Regions from separate parts of the Mus musculus genome. Here region 1 is linked to region 2. A link is a contact called in ENCODE Hi-C or POLR2A ChIA-PET data. All regions are on one chromosome and are shown on one strand. Each heading gives the region's core, a stretch centred on a gene start or an enhancer-like site at or near the end of the contact. The rest is flanking DNA. Distances are from core to core; before and after follow the strand shown.

Region 1 (4,178 bases), core at 854-3,353, 240 kb before region 2:
CTAGAACGAACCTTGTCCACCAAGCCACAGTCATGTATAATCCAGTCATCTTTTCTGCCTTTCCTTCTTTGTCACCTCTTCCCACACCCAGCACTGGGAATTGAACCCAAGACCTCACGCATACTAGACACACGCAGTGTCTCTGAGTTGTATGTGTAGCTCGTGTAAGTGTGCCCATGCATATGTGGGGGTACACAAGCCCCTGTGTAAACAACCACATGGAAGCCAAAGGTCAATCTTGGATCTCTACATGGCTCTGTCCTCAGGAGTAGCCCACCTTCTCAGGGTCAGCGCTCACTGGGGTCTGGGACCTAATGATTAGGCTAGCCTGGCTGGCCAGGAAGCCCCAGTGATCTACCTTCTCAGTCCTAAGATGGCAAACCTATCACCAACACTGGCTCTTTAAAAGGGTGATGACAGGGATCAAACTCACAGCCTCACATTTGTGCAAGCAAGCACTTACCCACCAAACCATCTCCCATTATATATTATTCTAAGTTTGGTTCCAGCCTAAGATGACAGGGTCATTTATCAGGGGTCTGCATTGAATTAGGCATTTTACAGCTTCAACACTCTGCACGGGAGGTTTAATCTCCTTTACAGATAAGAAAACTAGAGCTGAAAGAGGTTGAAATTTGGCTTGCTCCAGGTCCCAGCAGGAAGACAGGACTCAGACTCAAACCTTGTCTATCCCAATAATGGAGCAATAAAGAAAAGGAGCTACAGCATAGGTGCTCTGCGCTTTATCACTGATTCCCCCTGCTATGGCTCTAGCTTATTCTTTAAGATCCCTGCCTGGCTTCACATTCCATACTGTAAAACTAAGTGTGAAATCTGAGCAGCAGCAAGAGGCAGGGAAGTCACCAGGACTGGCTGCCCAAAGCAGTGCTCAGACGCCTGTGAATGGCAGCCCGTGGAGCCGTAGTTGGTGGGAAAAGATGGCAGCTGGGAAATGGAAGACAGACACACACCATGAAGGAGAGGGGCAGGAAGTGTGGGGTTACCTGGGCACAGGCTTCTATATGGTGCTGGATCATGGGAACGCCTGCCACAGGAAACAGAGGTTTGGGCACCTCAAAAGACAAAGGCCTGAAGCGAGTCCCTGAGAGGACAGGAGAACGTTTTAGCTTCCTATTTCCTTGTGTCCCAACCCCACCGACCTCTCCAGCCTACCCGCTCCCCTGTCCCCCATCTCCTCACCCTTCTGGGGGCCTCCAATGAGAATCACAGCTTTGAGCATGATGAGCGCTATTACCTAAACCTCAAACCACAACAGAATAATTACAACACATAGTCCTTTCCTAGGATGTAAACACAAAAGTTCAGTATAGTCCCTCCTTGGGCACACAATCACGAAATTCATCCCAATCCAGAACTCAGATGGCTTCAAAACCCTGCAGCCCTCCCTTTTATCTCTAATGACTTCTCTTTGGCCGTGAACAAATTATGTAAACACGGGTACTCAACGGACCCCCTTCTCTGACCCCAGATCTCAAAACCCTGAAACCTCTAGTCCCAGTGCCTTGCAAATGACTGCTTCCTCCTTCTAGCTGTTCAACTCCGAATCCCAGCGGTGAATATGGAACCACAAACCTTGAGTGAGCTCTGGGTATTTAATTTTAATCCTATGAATGCGCCCCAAGTACAGAACTAACATCAATCTGCATTTGATGAGCACCAACCCTAACACCTCTAGGTGCTGACTGTGAATTCTACAACTACCTACATGTGCTCGAATCAAAAGACAGGTTCCGTTGACATGTCAAACGCTGAGCCTACTACTCCAGCCGTGCGCATACCGACCACTGGTGCGGAATCTCTGGATTCCAAAGATTGATTGCTGACCTGGACCCCACAACTGAGTCAGTCCAATAGACGTCAGTTTCTCGTAGCCATTGGTTATAGAACCAACACAAGCGTGGGCATGAGGAGAGAAAGACAGGCCCTGTGAGCCCTCCCTACGTCCAGGGTCCGTCTGCTACACCTTACCCTGCCCACCACCCCCTCCACCATGTAGATCCTTTTACCACTAGCTCCCTTTACGCCAGCTCTGCCGCCTGCCACTGCTTGCTCCTTCCGCGTACGTGTCTCCTTACAACCCGCGAGAGCTCTTTCGCGGGGGCTGCTGGGAATTGTAGTTTTGAAAACGTTCTCTCTCCAACTCCAATAAGACACTTGGGAAACGTGCTGGAAACCTGGTGCGTTCCGTCAAGTCACCGTAGGACAAGGCTTAACTGAGGAGAGAGAGGAGTAAGGATGGGGGCTAAGAAGTTAGGCCTGGAAACTTGAGATTGAGACCTAAGCTTTTCCAGTATGGGCTCAGGGGCAGCGGAGCACTAAGTCACAGGACAATCCCCTGGGTGGCCAGCTTTGGAACAGCCTGGAGGGGCTGAGCCTAGACTGAGCAAAAGAAAAGGAGCAATCACAGTTCCAAAATTTGTCCAGCTGAGAAATTTGACACTGAGAGAAATCCTATTCCGGATGACTACTACCTGTAAAATGAGCTTTCCAGATTTCCTAGTGACTCCAACATTCTGTGACCTTGGCCTGTGGGTCTTGGAATAAATATGGGGGGGGGGGCAGGCAGGGAGAGGAAATGGCGATGGAAAACAAAACAAACAAGCACGAGGAGGATCAGAAGGAAAGCAATTTTGTTTTATTTTTGTTTTTTAGATTATATCTAAGTACACTGTAGCTGTCTTCAGATGCACCAGAAGAGGGCGTTAGACCTCATTAACGAATGGTTGTGAGCCACTATGTGGTTGCTGGGATTTGAACTCAGGACCTTCAGAAGAGCAGTCGGTGCTCTTAACCACTGAGCCATCTCTCCAGCCAGGAAAGCAGTTTTATTAAGCAAGGCAGAAGAGGGTTTGGATCCCACCAGCACCTGGGATCGCAGCCAGGGTAAAAAGGTCTGATGGTCCCTTTCAAGCCATGTCCACCTGAGGAAGCCTTGGGCCATGTCCTGGGGTAGTCCTGGGGAATGGTAAGGCGCTGGTGGTGTTAGGACCAATCTCTACACCCTGGGGAAGGTGTGGAGAGACGGAGGGCAGATCTGTGGGTCAGTTTATCTGTGTGTGTAATGAGCGTTAATTATAAAGCTCATTCTTTGCAGTCCAGTTTCTGGGAACAATACTACACAGGTCCCAGTCTCAGCCCTGCCTTAGCTGCAGATCCTAGACCTCCCTGTCGTGGTCCTCAATGTCCTACCCGTGCTTGGTCTGGCAGACATGGAGTGGGCAGTCAGTGCTGCCATGGCGTCTTTGAGGTCCCTTTTATATCTTAGCATGGACTCAACAAAGGACAGGGGAACCTGACCATAGGACACGAGCATCACCATGAGATGAGGAATATCTGGCCCTAACTCCACACGATGCATTTGAATTCACAGTATGTTATTGGACAGATGACTAGCCTTTACATTTTATCTCTTTCGTTATTAAACAGGACTTATCCCTGTCCCTTTTTCTCTGGGTCAAGTAGAAGATCAAAAGAGATACAGCTCTCACAAGTGCTTCGGAGACAGCTCTGTGTAAGGAAAGCGCCCTGGGTTGGGAGCCAGAAAACTAGATTTTAAATCCTGGCGCACGCACACTGTGACCTTGGGTCCTAGAATCCTAGGATGGGAGCCCCGGGCTGACTTCTCAGTCTGGGTGGGATCAGGACCTGAAGGAAGGGAGGAAATTGCTAGGCTTGTCATGCCCTCCAGTCAGTGTGGAGGGTGGGTTCCTCCTCACTCGGTCTGGACTAGGCCCAGCTACAAATGCACTCCCGCCTGGACACTACCACTGCAGATGCCCACAGGGTGACGCTGTTCTGAACCTAGAGCACATGAGCCTTCCATAAGGATGCCCATGGAATCTGAGCACTGGTTGGCATCGTTGATGCTCTATACTGGTCCAGATGGCCAGTTATCAGTATCTTGCACTCCCAGAGCCACCACTACCTCTGGATCCTTGGAGACAGTACTACTTAGGCCTATAGCACAGCTCCTTGCATCCTAACTCCAGCAGATAAACAGGTCCAGGAAAGTTGAGATTCATTACGTCAGCTTGGCTACACTGCCTTTGCCAGAACTTTGTCCTTCAGAAGCCAAGGCAGACCCTTCTCTTTCAGTTCCTTCTGAAACACCCCCATCCTTCCAGGCTGGGTCAGTATTCAGAACTCTCATAATAGAA
Region 2 (3,920 bases), core at 782-3,281:
CTTGTGTTCTCTCCTGAAAGGAAGACAAGGGTAGTTGGAAGTAGAAAGGGATTATATCCAAACCACAGTGAACCTACAGTACCCAGGACTATACTGAATACCTGATAATACAGAAGAAAAAGATGGCATGACCTTGCCTTCCAAGAATTTACACTCTGGCAATCATGAAATAAACGATACAGTGACTATTCCGTACAATAAATACACTTGGAAAGACACGTGTAAACGTTAATATTACAGTTGAGTTATCAACGTGGGCTGTTTAGGGAAATCTTGTAGAAAACAAATGGCACTAGGTTCAGTCTTCTTTCTGATGTAGGGTCTTTATGATCTCCTACATCCTAAGCATGTCCTGTACCACTGAACTGCATCCGGCCCGCAGCTCCTTTTTCAGTCTATTGAGTGCTACCCAACACATCTGAGGAACCTTCTAACAAGGGTAAATTATCAAAACTGAGCCATCAATCAGGAAAATAATTCCTGAATCCATGTCTTCCAAATCCTCAGATACACAGTTAAGGCTAACTCTAGAAGTACTTCTATCCCTTTACATCAAACTTAACTGAAGCTGGACGTGGTGATGCAGCTCGGCAGAGGCAGACAGATGTCTTATGAGTTAGAGGTCAGCCTGGTCTACATAGTGAGTTCCAGGCCAACCAAGGCTACGCAGTAAGACCCTATCTCAAAAACAAAACAAAACACAACATCCCCACTGATATGGTTAATGGGCAACCCCTTGCTCTTAAAAGTGAACTTGTGGGTGTACATAGCGGTCTCTCTGAGTTTAAGCAAGCACACACCCAGGAAAACAAGTCCAGGAATGGTCTTTATCACATCTTGATACCTAACCAAAACCTAGGAAAGGTGTACATCACAGTGTCTGAAAGGTCCCTTTAGCCCCCTTCCTAGTAAGCCCTAAAATACTTCTGCCGCACTGGGGATGGAATCCAGACCTGTACACTGTACAGTCTAGGTTTTTCTTAAAGTCCCACGTCTCCTTCTTGCCTCAGATTCCTAAGTGCTAGGGTTACAGGTGGGTATTAACAACTCCCAGATTAAATTTATTTTTAACCATATAAAACCAGTTCCTAAATGGATGTTCACATCTTATAACTCCCAGTTGCAGTGGACAACCTAAAAAAGTGCAAGAAAACACAGCCGAAGACAAACTAGTGTAGAAAATCAGTAAATTATTCTATATTTAGCAAAAGGGAATATATCTGACTGGAGTCTACTTCGATTTGAAATAGACCTAGGAAAGGTGTTTTAAAAGCAGTGGTATTAATGTAACGAGATATAAACAATAGCTAGAAACCTTTATGGTGACAATTTATGGGCCAGCCCTGTATAAACAACCCAAGGCTGAAATATATTGAGGAAAGAAAAAGCCGACCAACATAAAGTCAGTGTGGATTCCTAAATTGGGAAATCACGATGTAAGTCTTCCGTGTTAATAGACTTCACGGAACCCTGTGACGTTCCTCATAGGTCCACCCCAAAGCAACCCGGATACCTGGACAGGAAGTACGCGGCGCCCAGGCCAGAGCCTCCCCAGGAGCTTGGCTCACCAGGCTCAGGCCCCGAATGAGTGGAGCTTCCCCGTTGAGGGACAACAGGGAAACGGAGGCAGGGGCTGAGGCTGCACTTGGAGCTGGCGACGTGGCTGAAGAAGAAACGGAGGGCAGAAACAACTCTCCAGAACGAGATCCTACTGCCGCATCGCCAGCCGGTTTGGCCATCCCCACGCAGAAATGCCCTTCAGCCTTTACCCGCTCCCACAAATCAGTTCTGCGGTAAATACGTGAGGATCTTCAGGAGTGAAATGGAGAGCACCAAGACCCAATTCGAGTCCAGGAGTTACCAGTCAGAGTCTACCCAACGGAACTACTAGCACCGACACCAAGCCTCGTCACTCGACCCTCCCTCAGAAGCCTCCCCTAATGTCCCGAGAGCCGAGCCACACGCAAGACCACGTTCGAAAACTGGATTTCTGCAACACCACAACAATTCGGCGGCTACGGAGAGGCGAAGGGGACACACTGCCGCGCCCGTAGCCCAGCCCCTCATCACGTAGAGCACACTATTGGTCTTCTGCTCTCCAAGACCCGCCTTCAGCCTTCCGTCCTGCCCCCTGGGCTAAGAATTGGCCACCATGTCTCCACCCACTTTTTTCATTGGCCAGACTGGCTGCGGGTGACAGTGAATGACAGACGGAGGGCCTAGAGCTCCGGGTCTGGCAGAGCCCAGCAGAACAGACCCGGCTTCTGGAATCCCCTGGATCCCGGTTCCTGCGGTGACACGCGAGGCTGGTAACTGGAATCTCCAGACCCAGGCCCAAGCTGGCCAGGGATGCCCACTGAGCCCCAAGTGAGCTTGTAATGCGTAACGGGGGCAGGGGAGCGGCGGGCGGGCCGGGGGCGCGCAGCTAGAATGTTTTGATAGAGGGCGCGCGCGGCCAGGGGAGCGCGCGTGCGCCGGGGCCGCGCGCCGGGTTGTCCGCTGTTGGGAGCCTAGCCCCCGGCCTGGGGCCGGGCGACCCTGGGGCGCCCTGTGCTCAGGTCTAGGTGGCTGGGATTGGGGAGGCATCCCAGCCCACCAGGGATTTCAGCTGTAGATCTGGCTCGACCCCTCCACCATCCACAGACACCCCTGGGCACAGGCCCTTCCTGGGGAGATCCATGGGCCCTGGGTCTACACTGACCAGGTGAGTGTGTTTCCAGAGGCACACACCTCTTATTATTAACCAAGGGACTCCCTCTGGGACCAGGTCGGACCAAGATCCACCATCCCCAGAGTCTTTACTGATTGGGAGTATACCATACCACCTTGACCCCACCTGGCACTAGGCACCCAGGGAACCCACTTATTCAAGCGGGATCCGGAGTCTACATGGACTGGAAAATTCTGATCCAAAAGCCATGCCTGCCTACGTCTCTGATGCTAGGGAAGCAGAAGGGATTGTCCAGAAAAATCTTGAGAAGACTCCCATTCGGGGTTTTCTGGACCCCGAAAAGCATGTCTGATTTCTAAAGTTGAGGTAGACCAGAGGTAAAACAGTCCCAAAGGGCTGTTTGGATTCGGACCTGTACTGACTCACTCTGCACTGGGTCAGAGAGTTTAGTTACTCCCTGGTATCCTCAAAGTAGATGAATGGTTCTACATAGAACAACAGGGGACATCTGACACAACTGGCAAAGTGTCTCTTCCCCATCTCTCTGCCCTCCTTAGTGGGGGCTTGGACCGGTGGGAGGGTTGGATTTTTTTCTGTCCCAACTCTCCATTCTTTGAAGCCTGACACCTTTTCCTCCAGCAGCTGTCCAACCAGGGCACCCAGGACTGACGTGTAGCAGAAACTGTCCATGGAGCTGGTAGGACCATGTGCTTATCTTAAACCTTTGTTTACAAAAACATGCTTTCAAACTGTTAGTCTCTAGAGAGACCAGGGTTTCCAGGAGGGGCAGGGGAGGAAACTTTCTCTTCATTGGACAGAAAATGAAACAACTCACCCCATACCAGAGGGGCAGATTCTGGCATAGTAGCTAAGCCAGCAAAAGGTTCTGGGATTCAGGACCAGGGTGAAGGCCCCCTTAAGTCCCAAGCTTAGCTGTGCTTCTTGGGCTATATTATCCCTGTACTGCTTCTGAGTCAAGGATGCTAGTGGGAAAAAACAAATCCCTTTCTCATTCCCTCTGGCCTGGTGGGCAGGACAGCAAGGAGACAGTGCCTGGATCTGATCCGGGTTCTCTTCACTGGCAGGTTAACAAGGTGGACAGGGGGCTGTGGTGATGGCACAGTTTGACACTGAATACCAGCGCCTAGAGGCCTCCTATAGCGATTCGCCCCCCGGGGAAGAGGACCTGTTGGTGCATGTGGCCGAGGGGAGCAAATGTGAGTTTTGGGACATGACAGCTAGAGCAGGG

The links. Hi-C counts contacts between places; a loop is a spot of excess contacts on that map. ChIA-PET counts read pairs that join two places held with the same protein, here RNA polymerase II (POLR2A).
Region 1: a map of heart shows a loop between it and region 2 (2.1-fold over the local background). The contact joins the promoter of Gmppa here to the promoter of Ankzf1 in region 2. A Hi-C loop is called at or near these places in 1 of 37 maps with a recorded cell type or tissue (heart). POLR2A ChIA-PET finds 5 or more read pairs at or near these places in 1 of 5 experiments (embryonic stem cell).

The regions. Positions count from the first base shown.
Region 1 is chr1:75,433,861-75,438,038 of GRCm38, reverse strand. It overlaps Gmppa (GDP-mannose pyrophosphorylase A), which reads right to left and starts at 2,103. Exons shown (of 13, transcript NM_001357170.1): 1 at 1,727-2,103; 2 at 1,201-1,261; 3 at 1,005-1,102. The coding sequence starts at 1,240.
Region 2 is chr1:75,190,271-75,194,190 of GRCm38, reverse strand. It overlaps Ankzf1 (ankyrin repeat and zinc finger domain containing 1), which reads right to left and starts at 2,031. Exons shown (of 13, transcript NM_026187.5): 1 at 1,514-2,031; 2 at 1-13. The coding sequence starts at 1,739. It overlaps Atg9a (autophagy related 9A), which reads left to right and starts at 2,181. Exons shown (of 16, transcript NM_001288612.1): 1 at 2,181-2,367; 2 at 3,311-3,368; 3 at 3,757-3,888. The coding sequence starts at 3,786.